Linked DNA regions of Mus musculus: all the other regions are linked to region 4. A link is a loop called in an ENCODE intact Hi-C map of the cell type or tissue named here. Cell type or tissue: heart. All regions are shown on one strand.

Evidence for each region. Hi-C counts contacts between places; a loop is a spot of excess contacts. Peaks named below come from ENCODE experiments on the same cell type or tissue, not always from the same donor. Only the 100,000 strongest peaks of a DNase experiment are listed, where the experiment ranks them.
Region 1: a loop joins it to region 4, with 2.2 times the contacts of the local background. A loop is called at or near these places in 2 of 42 quality-filtered maps.
Region 2: it touches region 4 in a loop (2.8-fold over the local background); 4 of 42 quality-filtered maps call a loop at or near these places.
Region 3: a loop joins it to region 4, with 2.3 times the contacts of the local background. A loop is called at or near these places in 6 of 42 quality-filtered maps.

What each region holds. Positions count from the first base shown.
Region 1 is chrX:7,319,813-7,324,812 of GRCm38, forward strand. No RefSeq gene overlaps it. Among named protein-coding and RNA genes, the nearest start is that of Clcn5, 3.0 kb to the left of the region's middle. In heart, a CTCF peak has its summit at 2,650; a DNase peak (open chromatin) is centred at 2,649; H3K4me3 peaks cover 172 bases; H3K27ac peaks cover 121 bases.
Region 2 is chrX:7,690,963-7,695,962 of GRCm38, forward strand. No RefSeq gene overlaps it. Among named protein-coding and RNA genes, the nearest start is that of Gpkow, 3.7 kb to the right of the region's middle. In heart, a CTCF peak has its summit at 2,136; no DNase peak of the experiment used is centred here.
Region 3 is chrX:7,646,885-7,651,884 of GRCm38, forward strand. It overlaps Syp (synaptophysin), which reads left to right. Exons shown (of 7, transcript NM_009305.2): 6 at 1,673-2,003; 7 at 4,953-5,000. The coding sequence ends at 1,999. Among named protein-coding and RNA genes, the nearest start is that of Prickle3, 8.0 kb to the right of the region's middle. In heart, CTCF peaks have their summits at 1,958 and 2,254 (motif pointing right); a DNase peak (open chromatin) is centred at 2,057; H3K4me3 peaks cover 1,523 bases; H3K27ac peaks cover 1,639 bases.
Region 4 is chrX:7,571,360-7,576,359 of GRCm38, forward strand. Ppp1r3f (protein phosphatase 1, regulatory subunit 3F) reads right to left here and starts at 2,922. Exons shown (of 4, transcript NM_138605.3): 1 at 1,889-2,922. The coding sequence starts at 2,889. Flicr (Foxp3 regulating long intergenic noncoding RNA) reads left to right here and starts at 2,241. Exons shown (of 3, transcript NR_029473.1): 1 at 2,241-2,550. In heart, no CTCF peak of the experiment used is centred here; a DNase peak (open chromatin) is centred at 3,042; H3K4me3 peaks cover 2,602 bases; H3K27ac peaks cover 2,033 bases.

The sequences.
Region 1 (5,000 bases), 250 kb before region 4:
TGATCAAATACAGTAGTGCTTGCAGGGGCCAATTTAATCCAACACAGGGAAATCTATACTGCAGTTACTTATAGGTATTATTGCCAATTTAATCATTGTCAAGCGAAAACTCAAGGTGACATATACTTCTAATCCCGATTCTTTGAGGTTGAAGGCAGGAGAATCGATGCGAGGTCATCCTAGGCTATATTGTAAGTTTGAAGGCAGGATGCTGTCTCAAAAACAGACAAACAAAACACAAAATAAAGCTCAGATTCCAACTGAGGTCTCTCTGTCTCCAAAGCCATTCCGAATAATTAGAAGAACTATCCTATCCTTGTGAGGAATGAACAGGTTATACAAATGGAGTGCAGCTATTAATTTATTGCAAGAACTAAGATTGGAATCCACATCATCAACACAAGTAATCTACCTAGAAGCCAAGTATTCAAATTCAAAATCCACTGTAGTAAATAGTATTTTTTTTTCTTGCAACAGGGACTCACTATTTAGCCTTGGATGCCTGAAACTCACCATGTAAACTAAACTGGCCTTGGGATCACAGATACTCAGCTGCTTCTGCCTCCCAAGCGCTGGGATTGTAGACCTGTGCCACACCCGTAGACTTTTTTTTTCTTTGAGAAGTTTATACAAGTATACAATAAACTATAATCTTATACGCTTCCATTTGCTCCCTCCAATTCTCCCCAAGAAATCCATATTTCCCCCAACACCTCCCCTCATAATTTCAAATTTCTTGTGTTAGTAACCCAATAAATCCAGTTAGTGCTGCCCATATTTGCAAGAGTGTGGGACCATTCGACAGACCAGGAAAAACCTACCAGAGGTCACACCCTCAAAGAAGAGCAATTCTCTCTCCCCAGGTGGGAAGCTATCAACTACCAATGGAATCTCAGTAAGAAATAGAGTCTGGATATCACCTCTCCCATCTCTGTAGGAATGTTGGTGGCTTGGTCTTGTTCAGGAGTCAGTGACCTTGTGGACAAAGGACAGTCTTTTACAGCACTCCTGTGCATCCTCCAGCTCCTGCATTCTTTCAATCTCCTCTTCTAAGATGGCCCTTAGGCCTAATTGGGGGTGGGGGTAGGGTTGAGAATTCTGTCATTTAGACTTCGGGCTGAGCACTCAGTCTCTTCTCAGAACTTTGGCCAGTTGTGAGTTTCTGTGTTTCATGGCAAAAAGAAGCTCCTCAGACCAAAGTTGAGAACAGCCCAGATCTATAGCTATAGACACTAATATTTGGAAGGCAATCATTTAGCTAAATTAAAATAGCAGGTTCTACCCAAGGAGTGACCCAGACATGGAGTTACAGTATCAGGCATAAAATTCTCTCCTGTGATAAAGGTTTCAATCAGAAAGTGGCCATCAACATGCCACTATTACACCAGTAGGCACATCTTGCCTGGCAGATCAGCAATGTTAACACAAGGGAGCAAAATTCAGTAAGGCCATGTATGCTCAGTGAATTTTGAATGCCTACTTTGGATAAGTTAAGGGTTTGGAAATATAAAACCTGTATCTGAGCCCAAGCCATGCAAAGCTTCCAGAGATAAAGCTATAATCAAACACAATGAAGTTTTGGGCTTATTTTAATACAAAACCTAACAGGAAAAAAAATGGTCATCTCACAGAGAAAAAAGATAGGGTCATGGGAGAAGACTAAACGTTAGATGAATTTCAAAAGAAGCCATGCTTCCATAAGCTCAAACCCTGATCATCACTGTGTGGATCTGGACTGTGGAGTGAATCCAGAGCTCTGCATTCTTGGGAACCCTGGAGTAGATATGAAATGTTGGATCCAGGTAGGCCTTTATCTAAAGCTCTATACCTGAGCCCCAAATCAAAGCTGCTTCTGTGTGCCAGCTTCGTTTATGCCCTCCACACACATGGGGTGATTTAGTGATGACAATACTAGTGGGTGATAACAAGTGGCAGGCAGCAAGATGCTGCTAGCTTATGACTGAAAAGGACAAAGGGGGTTTTTTAAACCACCATGGTCACCTACACTCCAGCCTATTACTACATACCACACTACAGTATCGAAGCATAGAGGTTGTGTGTGGTGTGAATGGAAAGGAACCGAGGCTAAATTAGAAGGACTGGGAATGCTGGACAGATATTCCTACTTGATTCAGAAACAAATGGGGGAAGAATTGAGGAAGTTTGCTTTGATGTGTGATGTGCGAGCACACACCACACACACACACATGATTTGTGCATGGTAAATATGCACTTTACTAATATGCCCAATAGTGAAAACGTTTGAACAAGGCAATCCTTTTGTTAGGACTCTTCCTTAAGAACTGAAATCAGGTGTGTTTTTGGTTTGGTTTGGTTTGGTTTGGTTTGGTTTGGTTTGGTTTTGGTTTTGGTTTGGTTTTGGTTTTGTTTTTTTGAGAAGTTTCTCTTTTCTGTCTTTTTTGTCCTGCTCAACACTTCAGGAGAGAAAAACAAGAGCTCACTTGTGCATTGATGAGGAAGCACCCACCCCAATCCCCGAGGAACTACAATACAAGTAACGGTCAAAAGAGTCTCCTCTGATAAAGGGGCATGAAAAAGGGCAGGCTGACTGGAAGCAAGTTTATCCCTCCAAGACAAGAGCCTTTGCTTCATCTGTAGGATTATTTGAGAGGCTTAGAGTCTCATAGAGTATGACGTGGCTGCAATACATAAATATAGCCACGTGGTGTCGCCACTGACCGCCAACAGCTTGGAGGGCTCCAATATTTAAACACACCCAATTCACACACACACACACACACACACACACACACACACACACACACACACACACACACACACATTTCATTTCATCTTTTGTGAGTTAAAAAAAGAAAAAAGTCGTGACAGCAGGCTCTAAAGTCAGACTGCATAGGCTCAAAACAACCCAGCCGTAGAGACGTATTAGTTGTTGTTGTTCCTTCTTCTTTTTCTTCTTCTTCTTTTTTTTTTTTTTTTTGAGTTACCAGGTTTCTTATATAATGTTTAAGTGTATCAATAAACACTTAACAATCAGCACTTAACAAATGTTACCTAGTACTAATGATAATGATGGTGGTAGCGGCGGTGATGGTGGTAGTGAGGAAGACTCCTTGATTAAGGTCTTTAGATTTAAGGGGAAATATTTGTAGGGAGATGATGTAAATGTCTATTTTTCTAAGCGAAGAAATTAAATTGTGGTGCTGATAAAGCAAAGTTAATGGTTTCTTTAAAAGCTACAAATTGTGGTGACTCATTCCTGTAACCCCACTCCTCTGCCGACTAAAGCAGGGCGATCTTGAGTTCCAGGCCAGTGTGGACTATATAATAAACTATGAGTTTGATTCTGCTTAAATGGACACACTACCTAAGTGTCTTCTGAACTCATCAGGGTCCGCACACTCAGGAACTCAAACCACTGTGGCTGCCTGCAGACATAAGACCCACAAAATCAAGCTATTCAACATTTCAACATGGACCCCGAAGGGGTCCCCAAGTATGTGCTCACCCCTGACCAACGTGCCATGGCAAGCTGATGGTTTCTGAAGAGGAGAGAGTCAAGTTTTCTTTAAGAGCATAGCTCATGGTAGGTCCAGCACACTCCACTCGATGGCTGCGCACCTGAGAGTTTATGAGCAGCAAACACTGGACTCAATTGTTTATTGCTTTAAAAAGGAAAAAGGACACAAAGTTGAGGGGAGGTAGGGAGATGGAGTGGAGAAGGAAGGGAGTAGAGAAAGGAGTAGGGGGAGGTGCATACAATCAAAACAAATTATATGAAATGTTGAAAGAGTTGACAACCATTTGTTAAAAGTCAATTATACGTAAGTGATATGATGAAATCGTCTACATAATGAAAAAGCACTCATGTCACAAAAGCACATCACTGTGCTCTCTGAACCATCATGGCTACAAGCACTTCTTTCACCTTCAAATTAACACTGCAAGTAAAGGCCCAAAGAGATAGCTGTGTGGCCATGAAAGGGAAAGCCTGAATGCTTCTGGTATTGTTTGTATTTATCATATATTTCACTATTGTGCTATCTCCCAATGCCACTTTTGTCTTTATTTTTGTGATGCTAAGGGTTAAACTTTGCTAAGCATGCTCTGTACCAGCTGGGACATTAATTTCAAAGCCAAACATCTAGAGTGCTCAAGAAATGTCAAGGTTAGTTTCAGAAAAATGAAGCAGAATAAAAGGCAATGAACAGATTTCCCTAGCTCCCTCCCAGCTTCTTAAACTGTTGGTCACTACTTTATATGGGGGTCACAGAGCTGAATGTGAGGGTCAGGAAAAACAACAACAATAACAACAACTTGGCAACAGTAAAGGATTTCTGAATATGCAACAAACAAAAATTAATTCAAGAGGAAACAAATAATGAGTTACGGGTATCTAGCAATAATGGCTTGTGTTGCACTACATGTTTTTACCGTGGCCTTGGTTAACAACACCTTGTTAACTACACATGCGATCATGCTATACAATGCTGCAAACGTGTGGGCTCAGACTTAAGAGATGTATTTATCCTATGAATCTCTCTCCCTCTCCCTCTCCCTCTCCCTCTCCCTCTCCCTCTCCCTCTCCCTCTCCCCTCTCTCTCTCCCTCTCACCCCTCTCTCTCTCCCTCTCTCTCTTTCTCTCTCTCTCTCTCTCTGTCTCTCTGTGTGTGTGTGTGTGTGAGAGAGAGAGAGAGAGAGAGAGAGAGAGAGAGAGAGAGAGTAGACAAAGCTTTCTGCTCTTACAAAAAAATAATTTGAGTTCTAGGGCCATGGGTGTAGTTCAATGTGTAGAGTCTGTGACTGGCACAGAAACCTGGGCTTGCTGCTAATTGTTCAGGTAAGGGAGAAAAAAAAGTGGGAAGGTGGTCAGATACAATCTTGCCTGACAATATGGGGACTAAGTAGCATGGTAGAAACAGTGAGCTAGGAAAACAGAAGTTGGGACCAAGGTTAGAAACCTCCAAGCCTCCCCAATCCTGCCCAGCCATGTTAAGATTTTTTTCCTGTTTCATCCACGG
Region 2 (5,000 bases), 120 kb after region 4:
GGGGGGAGGGAGAGAGAGAGAGAGAGAGAGAGAGAGAGAGAGAGAGAGTGCAACAATAGAAAAAAAGTAAAGAAAAGAAAGAGGAGAAGGAGGAGCCTTAAGGATTATCCAGCAGCAGTGCTGAAAGAGTTAACTAGTGTAGGAGAACTGGATGAGAGCAAACAAACAACAAATAGAAGAACAGAAAGGGGGAGAAGGAGGAGGAGGAGAACTGAGAGCAGAATGTTATTTGTTTGTTTGATTTTGTTTTTGTTTTTGTTTTTCGAGGCAGAGTTTCTCTGTATAGCCCTGGCTGTCCTGGAACTCACTTTGTAGACCAGGCTGGCCTCAAACTCAGAAATCCGCCTGCCTCTCCCTCCCAAGTGCTGGGATTAAAGGCGTGCGCCACCACCGCCCAGCAAATTATTTTATTTATATGAGTACATTCTACCTGTCTTCAGACACACCAGAGAGGGCATCAGATCTCATTACAGATGGTTGTGAGCCACCATGTGGTTGCTGGGAATTGAACTCACAACCTCTGGAAAGCAGTCAGTGCTCTTAACCATTGAGCCAACTCTCCAGCCCTCTGAAAGACATTAATATCATGAATAATGACATATTTCAAGATACTTCTGCTTCTCAGGCAGAGGCTCTAGGATGGTGAATACAAATATCCCTAAGGCAGGAAAACCTTGATTTTTGAGGGGAGACATTCTGTAAGAGTTCACGGTGCTGGAGAAGGGTGGGTGGGAGAGGGTGGGAGTGGAGGAAGGGTCCAGGACCTGGCCGGCCAGCAAATCCAACACAAGTCCTGAGTGCACAATCAGATAGCCAGGTATGCTGATGCAAGCACTCAGAACCTGAGCCAGTGGAATTACCATAAGTTGAAGGCCAACCTGGACTACAAAGTGTATCTGTGTCAGGAAACAAACAAAAAAGAAGTTAACAAAAGAAGAAGAAATACTGCCTCAATAGTAACAACTATATAAGGTATTGGTTGATAGGTATGTAGGATCCCTTAGATATTTTACTTATTTTTTGTGTATGAGTTTTTGCCTGCACATATGTGCATCATGTGAGTGCCTGCTGCCCTTATAGGTCCAAAAGAGGCCTTGGGTTCCCCTAGAACTAGAATACATATGATTCTAAGCCACTGTGTAGGTGCTGGGAACAGAACTGGGGTCCCCTGCAGGAGCAACAGATGATCTTTACCAGTTGAGCCATCGCTCCAGCCCCATTTCCAGTCATCCAAATTTCCTTCCTTCCATCGTTCATTTGCTGGTTTGTTCGGTGTGCACCTGTGTTCACCTTATGGATTCTCTGTGGGGATCAGAGACCAGCTTCGGGAGCCAGTTCTCTCCTTGGTCCCAAGGATAAAACTCAGTTAATCAGGCTTGGTGACATGTACCTGAATATACATGTGTATACATATATATATATATATATATATATATATATATATATATATATATGGAGAGAGAGAGAGTGTGTGTTAAGAACTGAAATTTCTTACTGGGCATAGACTCTCATGTGTATAATTTGGGTTCTCCCGAAGAGCAGCAAGTGCTCTTAACAATTTTTTTTTTTTTTTTTTTTTAGCTCTAGCTGGCCTGGAACCCAGAGATCTGCTTGTGTCTGTATTCCACATTCTGGAATCAAAGGAATGCACTATTATACCCAACTTTTTTTTTTTCTTTAGGAAAGTGATAAGTTACTTTCTTGTTTTGTTTTGTTTGTTTGTTTTTTTTTTTTTTTTTTTTTTTTTTTGGTTTTTCGAGACAGGGTTTCTCTGTGTAGCCCTGGCTGTCCTGAAACTCACTTTATAGACCAGGCTGGCCTCGAACTCAGAAATCCACCTGCCTCTGCCTCCTGAGTGCTGGGATTAAATACTTAATCAGGATATTTGAGGTGGGCAGATCCACTTTTAATCTGGGCCAGACCGTCTCCTGGGAGTTTATATGAAGGACATGGAAGAAGGAAGCTTGCTCTCTTTGCCTGTGCTGCCTCTAGAAGTAGTTGCCACTTCAGCTGTGACAATTTACCTCAAAGGCAGTGACGTCATTGAGAATAAGCAGATACCATCTTTAATTCATCCGTATCAATAGTGTTGGTAGTAAAAATAACAGGGTAGTGAAGTGGCGCCACCTATGGTTCAAACTACAGGGGAGGCTGAGCCAACAAGAGCTGGGGGCCTAGGAACTCCAGGCCAAACCAGGCAAATATGGCAAGTACCAGTCTCTTCCAGAAAAATGAAAAGGTTGTTGTGATGGCACAGGCCTTTAATCCCAGCATATGGGAGGCAGAGGGAGGTGAGTTGGAGGTTAGCCTCACCTACAAATCGAGTTCCAAGCAACTTAGTGTCACAAAGTGAGACCCTTTTTCAAAAAACAACAAAACAAAACACGCATGCACACACACTAAAAAAAAAAAAAAATCCCCCCAAAACCACCACCAACAAAATAGCCAGGCATAGCGCGACACACCTGTAATCCCAGCTTCTAAAGAGGCTCCAAGACATGGGGGTGACAAGTTCCAAAATAGCTATCTGGGTTGTGTAGCGAGAACCTGTATTGCCGATAGCAAAATAACAGCAAAAGTCAAGCTAAAGAAATAAATCTTGCCGGGCATGGTGGCGCACGCCTTTAATCCCAGCACTCAAGAGGCAGAGGCAGGCAGATTTCTGAGTTTGAGGCCAGCCTGGTCTACAAAGTGAGTTCCAGGACAGCCAGGGCTATACAGAGACACCCTGTCTCAAAAAACCAAAGGGGAAAAAAAAAGAAATCTTAAAATAGATAAAAGGAAGATAATAGCTTAATGTATTATAATCCCAACTCAGGAAACTCAGACAGAAGGATTTTCAATACATAGTAAGCTCCACACCAGCCTGAGTTATGTAAGGTGACCCATGCTCAGAATCACACATACAACAAAACAGATTATTGGCTCATTCCCATAAATCCGTTGTGGTGGTTTCAATAAGATTGGCCCCCATAGATTCATATATTTGAATGTCTGGCCATAGGGAGTAGCACCATTAGGAAATGTGACCTCACTGGAGGAGCTGTGACCTTGTTGGAGGAAGTGTGTCACTGTTAAGGAAGCCTTTGAGGTCTCCTAGCCTCAGGTTCTGGCAAGTGTGGAATTGAGTCTCTTCCTGAGTGCCTTCAGATCAAGAGGCAGAATTCTCGGCTCTTCAAGCACTATGTCTGCCAGCATGCTGCTGTGCTTCCCAGCACGATGATAATGGACTAAACCCCTGAAACTGTAGGCCAGTCTCAATTAAATGTTTTCCTTTATAAGAGTTGCCTTGGCCATGGCATCTGTTCACCACAATGAAAACACTAACTATGGCATCCGCATAAGCCAATTAAAAACAGATTTTTAAAAAAGAAAAAAGACTTTAAAGACAAGTATTCTGCATTAATGGATAATTCTGCTCCCAGAGGCCATAAGTTATTAAATAAAAATCCCACTGCAACGTAAGTGCTCCTATGGTCAGGTCCTGAGAGGTAGGAAGCCACTCTCTGATGTTTCTACTGAATGGACATGTTGTCAAACTACTTATTAGATATTTGTATATTTGTTTTTGTTTATTTGAGACAGGTTTCTCTATGCAACACTCTCAGAGATTCACTTGTCTCTGCTTCCCAAGTACTGAGATTGAAAGTGTGCACTGCTGTGCCCCATTCTAAATATTTATGCTTAAGAGCACAGATTTATTTTGTGGGCAGTGGTGAATGCAGAGCTTCAAAAAAAAATCAAAGTGAAGAAGTGACTTTGAGTACTCAGTCCTAAATGGGACATTTAAATCACACACACACACAGGGAGAGAGAGAGAGAGAGAGAGAGAGAGAGAGAGAGAGAGAGAGAACATCGTGTAAGAGCTTGAAGGATGGGGAGGAGTATAGTGAAAGACTATCTTGTGGACATGGCATGGCGTTGTTGTGCTTTATAAGAATATAAGGGAGGAGAAGGAATACGTCTGGTGGATGTGCAGTCAGGTGTGGGGGAAGGGGGTGCCTCTGCGGGTCCATGCTGAAGCAATCCTTCGCCATGAGGGACCAGCCACAGACAGTATAGTGTAGAATAGAGTTTATTCAGGGCATGGGGAGGGGAGTTGAGAGGGGAGAGAGAGAGAGAGAGAGAGAGAGAGAGAGAGAGAGAGAGAGAGAGAGAGAGAGAGAGAGGAGTAGAGGCTGGCCATGAGCACGTGGAGAGAGAAGGTGGAGGGGAATGAGGAGAGAGAGAATATGGAGTAAGAGAGAGAGGAGGGGCAAGTAGCCCCTTTTATAGCTCAGTCAGGCACACCTGGCTATTGCCAAGTAACTATGGGGCAGAGCTTAGACTAAATGCCAACAGCTGTTGTACTCCTGAACTCACATGCACAAAACAACTTATCAACCCATCATGGATGGGGGAAGAGCACATTAGGCCCCATCCTCCCTTGGGAACTATAGGCAGTTAATGGTTGGTAGGTGTTACATTCCTCAGTGATGTGGCTGCCATAAACTGCCCTTGCTCAAGTAAGCAGCTCATATAAACAACCCTAGTTAAACACAGTATGGTGATGAAGGTACCTAAAGAGCTTAGCCACACTGAGAGTTTGTGGTCTGAAAAAATCTTTTTCCTATAGCTTTATGGATTTATTTAATTATTTATTTATTATATGTAAGTACTGTCTTCAGACACACCAGAAGAGGTCATCAGATCTCATTACAGATGGTTGTGAGCCACCATGTGGTTGCTGGGATTTGAACTCAGGACCTTCAGAAGAGCAGTCAGTGCTTTTAACTGCTGAGCCATCTCTCCAGCACTATGGATATTTTTCTATTGCATTCTCTACGTATATTAGTCAAGGTTTTATTGCTTCAATGAAACACCATAACCAAAAAGCAAGTTGGGGAGGAAAAGGTTTTATTTGGCTTACACTTTCACATCACTGTTCATCATTGAAGGACAAGAACTCAAACACGGCAGGAACCTGGATGGGTACTGCTTACTGGCTTGCTCCCTGTGGC
Region 3 (5,000 bases), 76 kb after region 4:
CAGAGACTGGTGGATCTCTGAGAGTTTGAGGCCAGCCTGGTGTACAAAAAGAGTTCCAGGTCAACCAGGGCTGCAGAGTGAGACCCTGTCTAAAAAAATAAAAGAAAAGAAAGAAAAGAAAAGCATATACTTAGAGCCAAGGATGTTAATATATGCCTGTAAACCTAGCACTTAAAAGACTACTTTTAAAAATACTTATTATTTTTATTTTATGTGTATGAATGTTTTGCTTATATGAGTCACTTGCATTCTTGGTGCCTGTGGAGGTAAAGGAAGGGTGTCAGATATCCTGAAACTAGAATTACAGGTGTTTGTGAGCCACCATGTAGGTGCTGGTCATTAAACTTAGATTCTAACCTCTGTGCCATTACTCTATGCCCAGGGCTAATTTAAAGCCAGATTGGCCTAGGTAGTAAACTCCAGGTCATCCTTGGATAAAAGGCAAGACCGTCTCAAAAACAAACAAAACAAATAAAAATCTATTTAAAAAGAAAAGAAAAAGACGGGCTAGAGGGATGACTCCATGGTTAAGAGCACTTACCCCTCTTCCTGAGGACAGGCGTTCAAGTCCTAGAACCCTTTAATCCCATCACTTGGAAGGCAGAGGCCAGCCTGGTCTACACAGTGAATTCCAGGACTGCCAAGCTACATAGTAAAACCCGTGTCTCAAGGTATATACACACACACCACTTGAGAAGCAGAAGCATGTAGATTTCTGTGAATTTGAGGCTAGCCTCTTCTACATAAGGAGTTCCAGGACAGCCAGGACCTGGAACATAAAAAGACCCTGTCTCAAAAGACAACCAAAAAAAATTTATACATGTACATATGCATCTATGTGCTAAGTTGTATATACATAAGTTTATATATGCATCAATGAGTGATGTCTGTTTCTTTAAAATGTATATTTATATATTTTATAAATTTAAATTTATATTTTGTATATGTATAAACATGTACTCAAATATATTTTTAAAATTAGGGTCTTTTTGGTTTGGTTGGGTGGTTTGTTTTGGGTTTTTTTGTTTGGTTGGTTAGTTAGTTGGTTGGTTTTGGTTTTGGTTTTGTTTGAGACAGGATCTACTTATGTGACCCTGGCTGTCCTGGAACTCACTACTCAGACCAGACTGGCCTCAAACTCACAGACCTCTGCTTGCCTCTGCCTCCTGAGTACTAAGATGAAGACTGCACCACCACACCCAGCCCAAAAATGAGTTGTTTGAGGCTGACTTTCATGTTGCACAGGCTAGCCTCAAACTATGAATTTAAAGGTAGACTTGAATTTCTGGGTAGTGGAGGCAGAGACAGGCGACTTCTATGAGTTCCAGGCCAGCCTGGTCTACAGAGTGAATTCCAGGACAGCCAGGGCTGCAGAGAGACCCTGTCTCAAAAAAAAAAAGCTAGCCTTGAAGTGATCGCCCCTGCCTCCAGCTTCCTAAGATTACAAGATGTGGGCCTTCAGACTTGTCCATGTAAACACTGATAGAAGTTGAACATCATGGGAATCTAACACACACACACACACTCCCAAGTTTTTCTGTACACTGATAGTCATAGAGGCCCACGAATTTATGCCCTAAAAATGCCCATTCCTGTTCACTCAGCCTCAAAGACCCTGGGGCTGCCGAGGCAATGGGTAAGAGACAACAGCTTTGGTCATGTCTCCCTGCAGGTGTTTGGCTTCCTGAACCTGGTGCTCTGGGTTGGCAACCTATGGTTCGTGTTCAAGGAGACAGGCTGGGCCGCCCCATTCATGCGCGCACCTCCAGGCGCCCCAGAAAAGCAACCAGCTCCTGGCGATGCCTACGGCGATGCGGGCTATGGGCAGGGCCCCGGAGGCTATGGGCCCCAGGACTCCTACGGGCCTCAGGGTGGTTATCAACCCGATTACGGGCAGCCAGCCAGCGGCGGTGGCGGTGGCTACGGGCCTCAGGGCGACTATGGGCAGCAAGGCTACGGCCAACAGGGTGCGCCCACCTCCTTCTCCAATCAGATGTAATCTGGTGAGTGACAACTGGGCGGATGCGGTAGGCAGGGAGCATACAAGGAGTGAAGTTTGAAGGAACCAATAGATAGGCAGAACCAAAAAAAAAAAAAGGTGAACTTGGTAAAACTAGCCAATGAGAGGAACCGTGAGAAGGAAGGGGACGGAGCAGTGCTCAGAGTAACCAATGAAAGGAGTGTAGGGGCACTTGCGCAGTGGAGAATCACCAAAGTGGTGTAGGTTTCCAGGAAGGGAAGGGGAGGAGGGTCTTTGAAATCATTGGTAAACCAATAGGCGGTAACGCCAGTAGGTGGAAGAAGGTAAACACGTTGGGTTTTGAAGGGCGCTAGCGCTAAAGCAGGATGTAGGTCAGCTGCTACCTCTCCTTAACCCTTTAATGAAAGAGAGAGTTTGGAATTTCAAATGAGGAAAAGGGGAGGGCTGGAGGCCTTAGAAACACGAGTATGCCTTTTTGTTGGGCCTTTAAAAAATGAATGCCGCCGGACGGTGGAGGCGCACGCCTTTAATCCCAGCACTTGGGAGGCAGAAGCAGGCGGAGTTTTTGAGTTCGAGGCCAGCCTGGTCTACAAAGTGAGTTCCAGGACAGCCAGGGCTATACAGAGAAACCCTGTCGCGAAAAAAAAAAAAAAAAAAAAACCCTGCCTGGTGTGATGGAGCACATATATAATCCCAGCACTTGAGAGGTAGAGGCATGGGGATTGCAAGTTCTCGAGTCCTGCGTGGTCAGTATAGCCCAATCCTGTCTTAAACAGAGACGGTAACAGCATCTAGGTGGGAGCAGATGTGGTCCTGGGTGAGCCTTCTACAGCAACCCACATTTAATTGTTTTTAAACTCCTTGGACAGGCTCTGAGACACACCTTTAAGCACAGCTCTGGGGGAATTAGAGACAGGCCTAGGTCTCTTGTTTTGCAAAGCAATTTCCAGGCTGCTTGGAGACCCTGTGTGTGTGTGGGGGGGGGGGGGGGATTCCAGTCCTGTTGGTTCCTATTTTCAAAATCTCTCCAGCCTTTTCCTTTTTTTCACAATTATCTTCCTTAGAGTGCTTCCCAAGTGCCTGTCTTCTATCCTGTTTACAACCCCTTCTACCACCCACCCAGCAGCCTCAAGGATTCTGCTGGGCCACTGGCCTAGATTCAGAAGTCACTGTCCTTCCCTCACTGTCTGTTGTAGCATCTCACTTAAAAGCAAAAACGATGTTAGTGTGCGCCCAGGCCCACCAATGCAGCACTGCCCTATCTTCCCCACAGACAGAATGTGACCTTCGCCTCCTAGCATTGTTTCGGGCAAACTGGCCCGGGCCAGGTCTAGGTGCACTGCAGGGCCTTTGCTTTTGCTTTCTACATACACACCTTTCCCTAGCCATTGCTTTGGTCACTCACTCAATGAGGTTTTTTGCTGGCTGGCTGGCTGTCGGGAGAGTTGCTTTGTTTTACAAGTACTGAGACTTGAATTCTTGCACACTAAGCAAGTGCTCTAACACTGCCTCTTTTTACTTCTTTTTTGTTTGTTTTGTTTTTCCGAGACAGAGTTTCTCTGTGTAGCCCTGGCTGTCCTGGAACTCACTCTGTAGACCAGGCTGGCCTCGAACTCAGAAATCCAGCTGCCTCTGCCTCCCGAGTGCTGGGATTAAAGGCGTGCGCCACCACTGCCCAGTCTCTTTCTACTTCTTATTTTGAGACAGAGTTTACTAAATTGCCCAGATCAATTTGGAACTCATCCTATAACCCAGGTGGGCTGTGAATTTGCAGTACTCTTGTCTCCATCTCCCATGTGGCTGGAACTCATAGGTTTGCACCCACCAGCACACCTGACTTAGTTGTTGATAGTATTTTTGAGACAAGATCTCCTGTAGCCAAGGCTGGCCTGGAGCTCCTTAGGTCACTAAAGCTGATCTTGACTTCCCGACAGTGCCTCTACCTCCCTGTTTTGCTTTGGTTTGAGTTAGGGTCCGATTATGGAACCAAAGCTGGCCTTGAACTTGTTTTCCTCCTGCTTCTGCCTCCTAAATTTTGGCACGGGTATATACCACCAGCTACATATCAAAGGTTGTCTGTCTAAAACACCTCCGCTTGTTATCTCTCGCATCATACCCTATGTTTTTCCTTCTCACAATTTGTAATTTACTAATTTGTGGTTCATATATTACACTAGATTGGAGATCTAAGACTCATTCGTGCTACCCATATATCACTTAGAGTACTTTTTTTTTTTTATTCTTTTATTTAATCGTAAGTTCAAATGTCCATGGAGTCCAGAAGAAAGGTCAGCTTCCTTGGTGATAAATGTACAGATTGTTGTAACCCACCCAGTGTGGGTTCTGTGAGTGAAATGTGGGTCCTCCAGAAGAGCAGCACACATTCTTAACTCCTGAGTCATCTCTACAGGCTCACTTAGGGATTTTTTTTCTTTTTTTTTTTTTTTTTTTTTGATTTTTTGGTGACACGGTCTCTCTACATAGCCCTGGCTGTTCGGGAACTCACTGTGTAGATCAGGCCGGCATCAAACTCACAGAGATCCAACTCCCTCTGCCTCCTGAGTGCTGGTATCAAAGGTGTGCACCATCATGCATGGCCTATTATCGTCTTATATTTGATAATCTACTAATATGTCATGTTCATTGTGAAACCTGTCTCCTTTCCTGATATGATGTAAACCTCACAGAGATAGGGATTTTTTTTTTCTCAATGTGGATTTTCAACAGTGACTAGAACGGTACTGGTTAATGGGCTATTTTGGTTAAGAGAGGGGACCTTAACCGTTCCTTTGGTACCCTGTTTGAGCAGGGTTGGTAATATCTTCCTAGTGAGAGCAGCTAGGATGGCGCTGACTCCAGACCTGTTGGAGAAGAAAAAGCCTAGCGGCCCAATCCCTTCCTGAGGGTACTGCCCTCCTCTGGGAGCTCAGACTCTGCCCTCACCTGGACCCCTTCTCTTTTCTCTCTACAGGTCAGTGAAGCCCACGAAGACCCCACGGGTGGGCAAGAGCTCAAGAGA
Region 4 (5,000 bases):
ATATCTCAATAAAACACGAAGCACACGTAACAGGTACAGGGGGGAAAGGAAGAACTAAGAGCGCCAACAGTGAAATGCGGACTTTGTTTTTAAACTAGCATCCCTAACATTTCCTCCCTGGCCTGGCTATTTACTAGCTGAGTGACTCTGAGCAAGCTCGAGCACCTCTCCGAGCCCCCCACCCCACCCCATTTCCCATGAACTAGGACTCAATATAGTGCCTACAGTCAACAGCACATTCAGCTGACCTCAAGAGGAGAATGTCCCTACCACTCTTAACAGAGATTAAGAAATGCTGCCCACCAGACCTTTTACAGCTACAATTATGCCTCAGTTACCTTCCCTACGGGTACTGCATCCAATTCAACCACACAATGGGAAAGCCATTCCTCTCTGACCAATGAGGAAACTGAGACAAGAGTACACAACAAAGCTGAGTTTGGGAAAGGATACATGGACTGTAGTGAGCATCTAAGCTTCGATGCTAATTACCAGCACTATGGCACTACTTGGAACTAGGCTCGATCCTGAGTGCTTCTGCTCATCCCGTGAGGTCTGTGCCATAACTTCCTGTTTTACAGATGAGGGTGTTTATCTACGGCACGATGCAGCTAAGAATTGGATACGGTCACACTAAAAAGTGGCAGGCTTAGGGTTTGAACCCAGGTAATCGAATGGCAGAATCTAAATGCTTCAAGGTCCATCCACGAAGAGCTAAACCTTTCACAGCCTAAGCCCTTACCACAACCAGCAGATCCCACAGCACCCTGCTCCATCATGCAGCTTCGAAGGGACAAAAGGGCAACCTCCCCTTCCCATTTCTCATAGGAGCAGGAAAATGTATGCATTTCATAGGGGCTCTAACTGACCCCGGGCATTAGGCCTAGCTGGAGCCCTTGACAAACGTATAGCCCTGGTAAAGACCTAGAAAAGCATTATATCAGTCAGTTTACAAGAGGTGTGCAAAAAAAAAAAAAAAGAAGAGCGATGTGACCTTCAAGTCCGCTTCTCATCTGTTTCCGCCTCTGCCAAGGCTAATGTTTTTATGTGAGAATAGAGCCTCGCTCCCTAAACTCCACTGGAGGCCTCAGACTACCAGAGGAACAGTTTTTAAAAAAAAGGATGCATAGACTTCAAAGCCAGAAATGGTTGAAACTAAAAAGCCAAGTACCACCACTTCCTCAACCAGTTTCTCTAACTCTGGCTTCCTGCTGTGGCAGATAGGAATCAGACTGACTCCCCACGCCGGGAGACCCTTAGTCCACACCTTCGCACGTCATGTTCTCTCCACTCCAGCACACTGGCTGACAGTCATACGAAACCCAGAACCACCTCAGGACTTTGCTGTCCCCACTATCTACATCTACCTCCCCTGTATGTGCATCACTGCTCCGTACCACTCTGGACTCAAGTTTAAATGCCACCTCCTCAGAAAGAGTCCTACCTGGTCCAAACTCTACCAACTCGCTCGTCCATAACTCTTCGTTATCACCGTCTGGGACTCTTCACAAGAGCTCACCCTCAACACGTCTGCAGCAGCCACTCCCTCCAGAGCCTTACAGTATTTTCCTCTCAGCACTAACCTTAGCCCTATTTATCTTATCTGCTTGTTTGCTTTTGCATTCTGTTTCCCAGAGGAGCCTTTGCGGGATGGTTGGGGACAGGGAAGGTGTCTGTCTTGTTCAGGGCCTTATAGTGGAACTCAATAAATGGATGATACCCCAGAATTTAAAACAGTGCCTAGCACATGTTTGGCCTGCACTACTCTTTGACCGAATGCACCCTCCTGCCTGTCCTGGAGAGCAGGCCTGGGGGAGGGGGAAGTGCTGGGATGGGAGGCTTCTACATCCAGCCCTGTGTTGGTGGAGGTGGCGCTGGCAGACATTACCTGCGCCTCACCGGCTTCATGCAGCTCTTCAGCTGCCTGGCCTCAGCCTCCACAGGACCCTGGCACTCAGGCTGTGGCTCCAGCTGCTGCAGCTGCTGCTGCTGGGGCAGCCCTTCGGCATCAGTGGGTGTGGGAGCGGGTGCGATCCGGAGCAGGACAGTGTAGTTGCGGCCATGGTTGTTGGCCCAGAAAGTGCCCTCGGGGGTCTCATAGCGCACCACGAAGTCGAGGCGCGCCCCATCGCTCGCGCCCTCAGCAAAGGGCAGCTGGAAGGCAAAGCGGTCAGTGCAGCCACCGTCGTCGGGTGAGGAGGCTGACATCTGGCCAGGGCCCAGGCCTAGCCCGGGATCCAGGAGGGGATCTCCTGCTCCTGTTCCTCCCACTCCTGCCCCAGGCGGGCTGCGTGGGACATAGCGGGCTGGGTGGTCGCAGAAGGTAGCCCAACCGTCGTGTGAGGCCCGCACGTGCACCGCCTTCTCGAAGGAGCGGTTCAGCACGCGCACCAACCCGCGCACCACTGGCGGGCGTCCCCCAGGCACCCACACCCCGGAACCCCCGGGAACCGCTCCAGGAGGCGGCAGCAGCGCCTCCAACTCCACCATCACGCGCCCCAACCGCTCCAGACGGCCCAGCGCGGGCGGCAACGAAAATGTGGGCACCAGGTAAAACCCCCCGCCAGCGGGAACGGGGCACGGCGGAGAGGGATCGGGAAAAGCCTCCTCTTCCTCCTCCCCTTCATCCCCATCCTCGCCATCGTCTTCCTCATCAGCCCCGCCACCGCCGCCATCTTGCCCGGTCGCCGCCGCCATCTTGCCCGCCCCGGGCCCGCCCCACGGCCGGTAGCGGCGTAGCTGCGCCAGAGGCAGCCCCAGGGCCTCGTCAGCGAACAGCACCCTCCGCGGGGCCACCGCCGCCTCAGCCGAGGCGCGGGGCTCTCCCGCAGCCGGCGACGGGGGCGCGGGATGCCGCAGCGGTGGCTCCACAGGGGCCGTGCGCGCCATATCGGCGGCGGCGGCGGCGGCACCGACGGCACCGGCGGTGGGACCGGCGGGGGCAGGGCCTGAAAAGGCGGGCAGCCAATGAGAAAGCCAGAACAGGGGGGTGGGGCTCCAGTGGAGCGTAGGCGGTGAGCTAGAGACAGGTACGGCCAACAGCCAATGGACAGCCACGCGGGAGTGACGTACAGGTGATTGACAAGCAGGAGAAGCTAGCAACCAATGAGGACGCCCGCGCGTGGGCGGGATGGAAGGCGGGATGATAACGGAATCAATGGAGAGGCCTGAGTAGGGTTAATGCGGGCCCGAAGATGTAGCAGCAGGAGTATGACAATTAGTGGGAAAGTCTGAGCACGAAGGGCATGGTAGGCGGCGGGAAGATGAAATGGCTACAAGCAATGGGGGCAACGGGGAGCGAACCCAGAGGTCCAAAAACTGGGAGATCCGCAGGTTGCGTAGGCGGTGAGACGTAAGACAGATAAAATGAACAGCCAATGGAGAACTGCACGCGAATGATGTAGAGACAGAATGACGATAATAGTTGCAATGAGCCAATGGAGGAGTCTAGTGAGCGCACACTATGGCTTCAAGAGGTGGTAACAAGGTAGATCTAGCCAATACAGAGACTGAACAGAGACGGGAAGGCTGTGTGTGAGCAGACATGGAGGCGGGGCTGTAGCGGGCGGGGGGGGGGGGGAGCACTAAGGCATGTGAGGAGTGAAGGTGGGAGCGAGAAAGAAATGGGGATCCAGGGTGAAGGCTGTTATATCTCAAAGGACAGTGCCAGTATGGGATTAACCAAAGCTGAAACTAGAGAAATGTAGCCAGAAGGAAACTTTGGAGGCAAGATGGGAACTCATACCCACGGATGGTAGTGTAGGTGCTGTGAAGGAAAGCATGAGTAGCCAATAAATAGGCTGAGTTGGAAGAAGGTGCATAGGCTGAGCCTGAGCTATTGAGTGATTGAGCGCAGAATCAGAATTCATTCAACCAGTAAGATCGGACCTCTGGGGAATGGCTTTACCTTTCCCTAATCTTCCATGACTCCCCATGGCTCCACGAATACCCAGAGCCCCTAAAAGCCCAGACTGCACCGGATTGTGAGACCAAAGCAAAACAGTTCTATCAGTTACTGGGTGTGTCCTGCTGGCCCCACACCACCACACACACCTCCCAGCCTTATTGTGACCAATGCAACTAGCCATGAACGTTCTTAACTGTTCCTTAAAGTCCCCAGTTGAGCATTGATGTTCTTCAGGACTTGGCACTATTGCATGAATCAATCGCAAAATAGGAAATAGAACCTTTTTGGAAGAATTAGCTTTTTCCAACTCACACTTAGCACACATTGACTGATAGTATGTCATCACAAGCTTATCAGCTAATGTACATTCAAATCAGAGTCCTGCCCTTCTTGCTCATTTTGACACTTTGCACCCCACAGTGGCTTTCTTCTCCCCCCCCCCCACTTTCCCAATCTCCTCTGCTTAGAGTGCTGTCCCATCTGTTTCTTTCATCTAGTGAATTCTTTCCATTCTCCCTCTGAGATGGCACCTCCTATGGGAATGACCTGGACTTTGCCATCGTGTTCATTCACATATCCCCCACTCCCATTTACTAACTTAGTAAGACTTAGTGTTTGCCATATGCCAGGTTCAGGGAGTGCTTTTATCTAACCCTCATAAGACCCCTAACAGGAAGGCCCCCACAGTCTCTCTGCTCCTCCTGTCTGTGTCCAGGGTCATGAAAGGAATATGTCCAGCTACAAGTAGCAGAAGAATAATGGCATAATGAAGGTAGAACTTTTTTTTCTCATCTGAAAGTTCAAGGCAGCAAGTGCTCTCAGGACTCCATCCTATCTGCCCATTTTGGGTATCAACTGTGCCCCGGTCTTGCCTCAGAGTCTCATTCTTCAGCAAATCCTGCAGGTTATCTACCCAACGCATTTTCCAAGCAGGATATGGTGATGTATGCCTGTAATCCCAGCACTCAAGGGGCTGAGGCAGGAGAATCACGGAATTCCAAGCCTAGGCTACAAGTGTGACCTTGTCTAAAAAATAAAAAGGGTTAAGTGTAGCTCAGCGGTAAAAACCACTTCCTAGAAAGTGCATGGGCCC